3 separate regions of the Homo sapiens genome follow, and regions 1 and 2 are each linked to region 3. A link is a contact called in ENCODE Hi-C or POLR2A ChIA-PET data. All regions are on one chromosome and are shown on one strand. The core of a region is the stretch at or near the end of the contact, and the rest is flanking DNA. Distances in the headings are between cores, read along the strand shown. Region 1 overlaps NDST1-AS1 (NDST1 antisense RNA 1). Region 2 has its middle 49 kb from the start of PPARGC1B. Region 3 holds the start of TIGD6 (tigger transposable element derived 6).

Region 1 (3,401 bases), core at 51-2,550, 480 kb after region 3:
TCCGGGTTCAAGCAATTCTCCTGCCTCAGCCTCCCAAGTAGCTGGGACTACAGGCGCATGCCACCATGCCCAGTTAATTTTTGTATTTTTAGTAGAGACGGGGTTTCCCCATATTGGTCAGGCTGATCTTGAACTCCTGACCTCATGATCCACCTGCCTCGGCCTCCCAAAGTGCTGGGATTACAGGCGTGAGCCACCTTGCCTGGCTTCTTCCTGGTTTTTAGAAAGTACTTTCTGGCCAGGTGCTGTGGCTCACGCCTGTAATCCCAGCACTTTGGGAGGTCAAGGGTGGCAGATCACCTGAGGTCAGGAGTTTGAGACCAGCCTGGCCAACATGGTGAAACCCCCATCTCTACCAAACAAACAACAAAAAACAAACAAACAAACAAAATTAGTTGGGCGTGGTGGTGGGTGCCTATAATCCCAGCTACTCAGGAGGCTGAGGCAGGATAATTGCTTGAACCTGGGAGACAGAGGTTGCAGTGAGCTGAGATCGCGCCACTACACTCCAGCCTGGGCAACACGAGCGAAACTCCGTCACAAAAAACAAAACAAAACAAAACCAAAACCAGGAGGAAAGTACTACATGTGAAATGGATTGTGCTAGCAGCACACAGGAGTGAGGGATGAAGGTCTGGGAAGGCACAACATGCATCTTTAGGCTCTGCCTGAAACAGGAAACCTGGACCCCAAGACAGGACTTCTTTGGGAACCCACTGGAAGTGCTCTTCAAACAGCAGTGGCACTGATGAAAGTGGTGTGTAGAAGGAAAGGGCACGAGGGAATCCCGTGGAAGTGAGGGAAGGAGGCACAGAGCCCAGGTGGTCTTGGTGAATTTGGGGGCTTATGGCCCCTAGGTACTGGGAGGTAGTGTGAGTGGTGACAATAATTGCATCTTTTAGTTGGATGGACCCGGATTCCAAACGTCTTCTGCCACCCCTGTCTGTGTGACCTGGGGGAAGTTGCTGTACCTCTCTGGGCTGCTGAAGTAACAGATACAAGAAAGCAGGTGGCATGCATCAGAGTCAGTAATTAATTGCTGTGAATTACCCACATCCCCTATATCAGTCTTCGGTTTCTACATTTTATATCCATTGTATGGCTGAAGCAGGGATAGCCTTCCCATTTTACAGATTTTCTCTGCTGTTTGTTTAACAGATATCAAGGTCTGCCAGGAGGAAAACAGTCCTAGCACTTGAAAAGTTCAGTGTGTGTGTGTGTGTGTGTGTGTGTGTGTGTGTGTGTGTGTGTTGGGGGAGGGAGGGCGCAGTGGGGGGCGGAGGGAAAGAGAGAGGAAACTGTTACAGCATGTGGTCAATGCTGTAATTATGGTGACCATGTTCTCCAAACCACAAATCAGGTCACGTGGTCTGACAGAGGCTATTTTCTGCCTCCACTGAAGTCCAAACATGAAATCACATGTAGTTACACATTCATTGAATCACCTTTTCTTTTTTTTAAAGAAGCAAATGACATGAAATTTGGATTGTCCTTGACAAATCCTGCTATATTCCCAGAAAATCACTAGAGCTGTGACTGGGGCCCATACAGACCTCTAGCAGGAGCAAGAAGGTTTCCTGGACCAAGCGCTACTTAAGTGGGACCTTGAAGGCTAAATAGGTTTCCAGGCAGAGAAAAAGGTGGTGGCCTGGATGCCCTTGGGACAGGACTTACTCTTCCTGCTCTAAAGACAGCACTGGCCGGGTGTGGTGGCTCACGCCTATAATCTCAGCACTTTGGGAGGCCAAGGTGGGAGGATCACTTGAGCTGGGGAGCTCAAGACCAGCCTGGGCAACATAGGGAGACCCTGTATCTACAATTTTTTTTTTTTTTTTTGAGACAGAGTTTCGCTCTTGTTGCCCAGGCTGGAGTGCAGTGGCGTGAATTCAGCTCACTGCAACCTCCGCCTCCCAGGTTCAAGCGATTCTCCTGCGTCAGCCTCCCAAGTAGCTGGGATTACAGGCACCCGCCACCATGCCCGGCTAATTTTTTTTTTTGTATTTTTAATAGAGATGGGGTTTCACCATGTTGGCCAGGCTGGTCTCGAACTCCTGACCTCGTGATTCACCCGCCTCGGCCTCCCAAAGAGCTGGGATTACAGGCGTGAGCCACCGCGCCTGGACTTTTTTTTTTTTTTTTGAAACGGATGGAGTCTTGCTCTGTCACCCAGGCTGGAGTGCAGTGGCGCAATCTCGGCTCACCGCAACCTCTGCCTCCCAGGTTCAAGCGATTCTCTTGCCTCAGCCTCCCGAGTAGCTGGGATTACATACGTGCGTCACCATGCCTGGCTAATTTTTGTATTTTTAGTAGAGACCAGGTTTCACCATGTTGGCCAGGCTGGTCTTGAACTCCTGACCTCAGGTGATCCGCCCGCCTTGGCCTCCCAAAGTTCTGGGATTATAGGCATTAGACACTGCACCCGGCAATTCTTTTTTTTTTAAGAGACAAGGTCTCACCCTGTTACCCAGGCTAGAGTGCAGTGATGTCATCATGGCTCACTGCAGCCTCGATCTTCCAGGCTCAAGTGATCCTCCTACCTCAGCCTCTCAAGTACCTGGGACCACAGGCGCACAACACTATGCCTAGAGTATGTATGTATGTAGAGACGGGATCTCCCTATGTTACCCAGGCTGGTCTTGAACTCCTGGGCTCAAGTGATCCTCCTGCCTCAGCTCAGCCACTGTGCCCAGCCTCTGCAAAATTTTTCTTTTTAAATTAGGTGGCACGTGCCTGTAATTCCAGCTACTCAGGTGGCTGATGTGGGAGGATTGCTTGAGCCTGGGAGGTCCAGGCTGCAGTGGGCCATGATCACACCACTGCACTCCAACCTTGGCCACAGAACAAGACCCTGTTAAAAAAAGAAAGAAAGGAAGAAGGGAGGGAGGGAGGGAGAGAGACAGAAAAGTAGCTTGCTGGGAACTGGTGGTGCTGGCTGAAGTAGGCAACAGTGTTTGTTTTCAGTTACTTTTCACTTTCATTGTTCCAAAGACCAGCCCCAGCCTCCTAGGAAACAAAATTGTTACAGACTAAAACAACGTGGTTACACTGCGTTGTATCTTCCTATGCATTACGGCACTTTCTCACAGTGGACCGTATAGTCTTTGAGGACAGGAACCACATCTATCTTATTCATCTCTGTGTCTCCCTATTTCCCTTCTGCCACCAGGATGGTGTGAGGAAGACTATAGAAGAGGCACTAATAATTGTTGAATGAAGAGTGAAGTACCATTGATGGGCATTTTGTTAGGTAGACAGTGTCCTCTGTTTCATAATGAACCTGTGAACTTTCATTTCATCTGTTTATTCAGCAAGTATGTGCTGGTTGCCTACAATGTGCCTGGTGCTGTTTGGGGCACTGGGGCTCAGGGCGTCTGAGACACACACAGTCCTGCCCACATGGA
Region 2 (3,311 bases), core at 323-2,822, 320 kb before region 3:
TATTGCCTGAAGTATTACACTTTGAAATGTAATATACTGATTATGATAACTTGCAGAGAAAATCAACTTATACATAATGGATTTTTATGTCCCTAAATTACTGAAATTATTTTTCACCTAAAAAGAGATTGCACATAGTTTAATTTTCCCTTAAATTTTCATTCACCGCACCCCATCTCTTCCAAATGCAACAGAATCTTTTTCCCCAAGGTGTCAATATTAGAGGGAATCATAATTTCTACTCTGGAACCCTTCCCTCTTCCTTGGAATTTGCTTCCCATGACTGCACACACTCAGGCCCCTCTTCTCTCTCGTAAATTCAGCTCCCAGCTGAAGAAACCAAAATACCAGGACGCAAGGACAGGGATGGTCTGTTCTGAGGATCTTCAGGGAATGAGCTATACCCATCTTCCTGTCAAAGGCATTTCCCAATTATTCTCCTGAAAGACCAAGGCAGTCTCCCTTCTGGGAAGAAGGGGAGAGGGTGTGGATACACATGCCTCACCCCCTGCCGCCTGTTAACATGTAGCTGAATTCTAGAGTCGTAACTTGATGTCCTGCAGTGTTAATTCCCATTTTACTGATGAGGAAAGGGTAGGTGGCTGTAGGGTGACATTGTATAGGCCATTTCTTCAACAGGATTTTGCTCGGTTCTGTTTTGAGCACCTGCGGTGGACCAGGCCCTGCTTTAGGTGCTGTCCACACAATGATGAGCAAGACAGTTCTACATCTCCCTGGAGCCTGAATATCTTTATCGGTATAGTGGGGACAAAAATCCCACAACAATGACTTGGCCCTTCTCAAGGTGTTGTGTGGAGATCAGCTGAGCTAATGGAGGAGAAAGTGCTTTGTAACATATTAAGGCATGATACCAACATGAAGAATGATCAGGTATAGAGTGAAAGTAGATGTTAAAAAAGAAGGCTTGTTTTTCTGCACTCTTTATTAAATGATAACAATAACAACCACTCATTGTGCACCTACTGTTTGCCAGCCATTTTATGCACATTCTTCCAAGACCTCACAGCAACCCCCAAGAGAGCTGTATGATCTCTTGCAGGGGCCAGGGCAGCTTGCCCTAGGTCACGCGGCTCGTGTGTCTTGGAGCCAGGATTTCAGCCAGCACGACCTGCCCATTTCCCTTTTGGCAGACTCTCATGTAGGCTGTGGGGCAGGGCCTAGGTATCCTGGAGAGAAGGACCAAGGAAAGGCTGAAGGTAGAATGGAAGAGGAAGGAAGAATAAATGCATCTCCTTCAGGATCACAGAGGCAAAGATGAGCCCTGGGGGTGCCAGGGAACTTCTCAGGAAACAGGCAGTCAGGGACAATGACTTAAGGGTTTGGTAAGAGTTTCTAAACCTTTGTAACTTCCTCTTATTGGTTCTTCCATTATTCAGGCCTTCTGCCTATGGGAAGAAGCAATGAAACACAGCCTCTGTCTACCCATATGTATTAAGTGCCTACTATAGTGCCAGGCAGGCAAAAGGAGATGGGCTGGGGAGATGTCTTTTCAGAGGCAGGAGGAAGGGAAGTGTTGAGGAGTCCTGTGATGCACCCACTGTGGCTGAGAATGAGAACTCCAGAGGACTGAGAGCATGGGGGTGGCTCAAAAGAGGAACGGAAAGCCCATGAGTCTCTAGGGCCTTCAGAGAAGAAGAAAAGGGGAACAGGGAGGCATAAGCCCAACCTGGTCCTGAGCTGGGTGGGCCAAGAAGGGCGAGGACTTGGCCCTGACCCTGCCACAGGCTGTCACAGGGTTGAAATTGGGCTTGGGCTGGGCTATGTCCTCCTTGGCCCTCCAAGCCCTGAAGTTCCTCTTCCTCCTCCCTCCTCCCTCCCCTGCTCCACAAGCACCCACTCTTGCATTCTTGGGGAATCAAAGGCTAAAAATAAACAGTTGCCACCAGACTCTGGGCCCAGGGGGGAATGGGTTCCACAGGAGTCCTGTGGACAGTGGGTTGAGGCTGGGGCGAGGGGACGGAAGGTGGGGGGACAGCTAAAGGTCTTAGGACTCCCCCAAGTGGTGATGCAAATAGTCCCCCCACCCCCCACCCTGGCTCTGGAAGAGCCAAGCCTTCTAGCCTTCAACTCCATGACCTTCTACAGCTAGGGCTATTTGGATCCTGGGCAATGTCACTGTGCCTGCTGGAGAGATAGAGCATGTGGCAAAAAATAGCTTCACCTCCTTGCAGTATTCCTACCCATAACTGGACTCAGAGAGTCTTTATCAGTCCAAAGGCATTCTCCCAGTGGAGCAAAGGTGCTTTTCTGGGAAGGCAGAACCCGTGACTCCTCAGCCCAGAGAATACTTAGTGGGGTTCTCCTTACCGAGAGCATCGCTGGAATCCTTTGGAAGAGAGTCCAGTTTTTGGGGTGGAAGGCGGGGTGGGGAGTGGGAGCCGATGTCAACTAGCAGCACACATCTGTCATCTAAGAAATCTTCTTGGGTCTTAGCTGTCCTCCACTCTTCTGTCTGTGTCACTAACAAACACAAGTCCACTTCCAAAACTTACTTGATGGATTCATGGAATGTTCCAATCGAGTAATTGCCCAGACTTTTGTCTCTAGGAATCCAGGGGCTGGGAGACCCTCCCTGGCTCTGTGTTAACTCCATATTTAGCCATAAAGAGACTGCACCTCCAGGGTCAAGGACCCTGGTGCCTCTGAAAATATTAATAAGAACAATAATAACAACACTAGCTACCATGCATGGAGCACTGCTGATGTACCAGGCATTGTGGTCATGACTTTATGTGGATTATCTCCCTTAATCCTCACAACAACGCATGTTATAGTTTCATACCCATTTTACAGGTGGGAAAAATGAGACCTGGGGAGATTAAGTTGCTGCCATTTGCACACACATAGTCAGTGATGGAGCCCAGATGAGATGGTTTATAACAGTCTGACTCCAGATCCCATACTCTGAGCCTCTACGGAAAATGTTCTGTTTCAGATGAAGGACCCACCAGGGAACAGGAAAGAAAGGCTCAAGGCCAGTGGCAAGAGTCCCCAGAACATTTCCCTGGAGAACTTTCACTGTGCCCTGTCCACTGCTGTGTCCCCACAATTGCATTCTGCAATCCCACTAGCAATGGCTTGGTCAGAGGTCGAGCCACCCTGACCTCTCGGGCCCTTGCATACGCAGTTCCATCTGTCTCAAATGCCCTTCCCTCTGCGCTGAACTTGGCCAACTCCTGCCCAGATTAATAGCTCTTTCCTCAGAGAAGCCTGACCTGGCCAGATTCAGTCTCACCACGCCATGTAACTCTGTCTTACAGGCTCTAGCACAGTTGTTATGGAAATGTGTG
Region 3 (3,351 bases), core at 233-2,732:
TTTTGACGGTTTTTTGGTTTTGTTTTTCTGGAATGACATGATCAGATTTACAATATAGTCTTTTGGTTGCAGGGTAGAGAACCTAATGGGTAAAGTTGATTTTCCTAAGAGATGGCCTTAAATCTGAAGATAAAAGCAGGCTAAACCAGTAGGCCATATACAGTTTGGATGTTAATTTGAGTGCAATAGGAAGCTATTGAAGGATTTTAAGGAAGGAGAGATGACTGCTGTGTAAAGAATGGAAGGGTATCAGAGAAAAAAGCAGGAGTCCACATGAGATAATGGTGGCTTGGATTAGAGTAGTAATAGAGAGATGGTGAGTAGTAGTCAGTCTGGGGCTATGTTTTTGCAAGCCCTGTGCTGGACCGGATGTGAGGTGAAGGAGGAGTCAAGGATAACGCCCAGGTTTCTGGTTTGAGCACTGAGGAATCCAGCAGATGATGGTGCCATTTACTGAGGTGGGAGGATCTACTGCGTAAACCTCATTTGTTAAGCACTTTACTTGCTTAATATTGCTTACTTGTGGCAGGGCTGGGATTCAAACCCAGGAGGCTCACAACAAAGCTAGCACTCCAAACACTACAGAGTGCTATATAGCTGGTTCTGGGAACTACTAATATTGAGAGGAGACATAGAAAGAGAATGAAGCAAGAGCCAAATCAGACAAGTCTTGGTCAAGCTAAGACGTCTGAATTTTATTTTAAGTGAATGAGACACTGGAGGGTTTTAAGCAGGGAGTGACTTGATCAGACTTACAGTGCAAAATGATCAATCTGACTGCTTCGTGGAGAATGGATTGTAGAGGGGATGTGGGGAGAACTACATCAGTCCAGGCAGGAGATGATGGTGGCTAGAAGGTTGGTGATGGCGGTAGATGCAGAGAAGTAGGCAGACTGGAATACAGTGAGGGTTGTGCGGGAACTTGTACAAATGTGGACAACTTGTGACACTGGAGAGAAAGGACAATCCAATCCAATCCCTATTTGATTTACGGAAGCTCTCCATACGGTCATTCAGCTCAGCTTGAGTCACTCCAGGAACTCACTACCATCACTATTCGTGGGCCAGTGGGAGAGACGGATTGAGGGCAGATCACTGGAGTGATGAAGGCGCTACTTGATGCGGCACTACGTATGAACCCGATCCTGAATGAGAGGGAAAGACTGAGACAGGCTGAGGTCAGGCCTTGAACGTCGTGCTGAGGAGAGGGTGGTATTGTAGGCTTCCCAGCGCCCGACGTGGCTCTGAAAGGTGAGGCGGGGCCTAGATCCCTCACGCTCAGCACAGCCCCGCCCCTGTTACCTGAACGCCCCACAGCAGTGCCCGGGGGCTGAGCGGCCGGGGCGTCCCACCGCCGGCAGCCACAGCTTCCTCCTCCGCCCGGGACCTCTGGCCGGAAGCAGTCCGTTCGCCTTACTAGACCCGCTCCAAGCCTTTGAGCAGTTCGTGTGGGTCCGCTCCCAAGCTAGGGCTGGGCTGTTGCGCTTGCGCCAGGGGTCGCATGCAGTCACGCGCTGCCGACCGCTTCCGGTGCGCCGCGAGGGCCGCCGGGACGGGTCTCCCTGGCGATCCGTGGTGTGCCGCTACTGCCGGTGCAGCCGCCAAACCGGTGCCTCGGTGACGACCGTGTCCCTGCCGTCTTCCTCGAGCTCCCCGGGGCTTGACCCCCGGGGCCCTCGGCAGGCATCGGTGAGGAGCCTGCGGAGCGAACCTGTGCTCCTATTCTTGCCCTTCAGGACCCCATATCGCGACTCCGAGGAGGGGAAGCGAGAGGGGCTGTCGCGACTCCGCGCCGTGTGTCGCCGGGCGGGGCCGCGGGGCCGGGGCTCCTTCAGCCCCCGGGATGCGCGCGCGAGCCCTCGCCTCCACTTCCTTGTTGCTGCTGTCACGACTGGAGCCGCCTCTCGCCGACAGCGGGGAGCGCGAGTGCGCCAGCCATCCCCCTCGTCCAGCCGCCGGGCCAAGCGCCTCCGGGAATGTGAGCGGCGCAGCTTGCACGCTCCTCCGGGTAAGTCCCGCCTTCGAGGGCCGCGCCGAGCCGCTGGGCGACCTCGAGTTGGATGCTGCGGCTCTCTGAGCCTCTACTGAGTCTTCCACAAAGTAGGGCCACTGAGCCTTAGTGTCCTCCTTCCGCAATCCGTATGGGACATTCGGATGTCCCAGACGTCTTAGCTTGACCAAGACTTTGTCTGGTTTGGCTCTTGCTTCATTCATGACCCAGAATGAGGGAAAGGAGCTAGCCCAGAGTCAAACTGTGGCCCATGGCTGAGCCCTCAAAGGCAATCTCGTGAGATTCCAAGGAGGATCTGATGGGACAGAGAAAGTGTCTCGCATATTTCAGGTATTGACCTTAACTCTGTTTTACAGATGAAATAACGGAGACTTAGGGTAAGTAGATTGCTTAAGGTCAGAGGTCCCCGTGCTGGTGCGACTGGTGTAGTCTGTACTAGAACCCGGATTTTCTGTCCTCTAGAGCCCTTCGTTTTTAACCTTAAATTGTCCTGCCTTTTTTTGCATTGCTATACTGCTGCCTCGAGTCTGATAACAAACTTGTACTCAGGCTTAGAACAGGGTAATAAAACAAACAAAACCGTAGGGTGTTGTCTTCCTGCCCTCAGCCCAAGGTGGCTGTAATGAGTGTTTCCTAACCCGTTTTGCGCAGGGTGCTTAGTACCCTATATGCCATTCATTACAGATGCTCTCCTGCAGTTACTGCCCTTCTCCACAAGGCTTTCAGCCGCCCAGAAGTCAATTCAGGGCAAAAAAGCGCAGTCCCCACGTAGCCTTGATTTGAACTACTGCTTCCCTTATCCTTTACTGGCCTATTGCTTACCCAGCCAAGTTGTAGACTGTGTTCTCTTCCTGGGTTGCACTATGGCAGTTAGAATGTAGGTTTTTGTTTTGTTTTTCTTTGTTAGTTTAGTTTTTGTTTTTAATAGGAAGAGGAATCATTTAGAGATGACAGAGAACTAGGAAGAACCTAAGGAATAATGTGTGCTTTACCTGGGGTATATCCTGAAAATTATAGGTGAAATACAGTGTGTCTGCAATTTCTAGGAGAGGTTTTTTGTTGTTGTAGTTGTTTGTTTTTTTAAGCTTTCGCAACATTGTCAAAAGAATTCTTGCCTCCAAAAGACTAGGAGCCACTGGGTTCATCCTTTTCTCACAGTAGAAACAGTTGAAATTTAGGATGTGGAATAGACTTCTCTGAGATCATAAGGTTAGAGTTTAGGTCTCTTGACTCCACATGCAGTGCTCATTATACCTTATTTGTGGAGTGAGGTCTAAATGAGAGGTGTGTGGGCTTTGTACTGCACGTATCAGTCCCATATTTACCACCACAACTGCCTC

What was found. A loop is a pair of places that touch in the nucleus more often than their neighbours do. ChIA-PET counts read pairs that join two places held with the same protein, here RNA polymerase II (POLR2A). Pooled maps may share reads with other maps.
Region 1: a loop to region 3 is called in a pooled map, with 4 times the contacts of the local background. The contact joins the enhancer-like site here to the promoter of TIGD6 in region 3. A Hi-C loop is called at or near these places in 2 of 50 pooled maps. POLR2A ChIA-PET finds 5 or more read pairs at or near these places in 3 of 52 experiments (GM10248, HEK293T and T-cell).
Region 2: a loop to region 3 is called in a map with no recorded cell type, with 4 times the contacts of the local background. The contact joins the enhancer-like site here to the promoter of TIGD6 in region 3. A Hi-C loop is called at or near these places in 1 of 37 single-sample maps with no recorded cell type and 3 of 50 pooled maps. POLR2A ChIA-PET finds 5 or more read pairs at or near these places in 1 of 52 experiments (naive thymus-derived CD8-positive, alpha-beta T cell).

What each region holds. Positions count from the first base shown.
Region 1 is chr5:150,476,228-150,479,628 of GRCh38, forward strand. All of the region lies in intron 2 of NDST1-AS1 (NDST1 antisense RNA 1), which reads right to left. Among named protein-coding and RNA genes, the nearest start is that of NDST1-AS1, 8.1 kb to the right of the region's middle. RefSeq lists an enhancer at 593-762 and a cis regulatory region at 678. Within about 2 kb of position 1,301, at least 3 of the 41 ENCODE cell types and tissues checked have a DNase peak (open chromatin) inside an H3K27ac peak, as active enhancers do.
Region 2 is chr5:149,679,284-149,682,594 of GRCh38, forward strand. No RefSeq gene overlaps it. Among named protein-coding and RNA genes, the nearest start is that of PPARGC1B, 49 kb to the right of the region's middle. RefSeq lists enhancers at 1,071-1,390, 1,481-1,530. Within about 2 kb of position 1,573, at least 10 of the 41 ENCODE cell types and tissues checked have a DNase peak (open chromatin) inside an H3K27ac peak, as active enhancers do.
Region 3 is chr5:149,999,172-150,002,522 of GRCh38, forward strand. TIGD6 (tigger transposable element derived 6) reads right to left here and starts at 1,483. Exons shown (of 2, transcript NM_030953.4): 1 at 1,303-1,483. It overlaps HMGXB3 (HMG-box containing 3), which reads left to right and starts at 1,568. Exons shown (of 20, transcript NM_014983.3): 1 at 1,568-2,008. RefSeq lists enhancers at 707-1,495, 2,383-2,462 and a silencer at 1,223-1,302.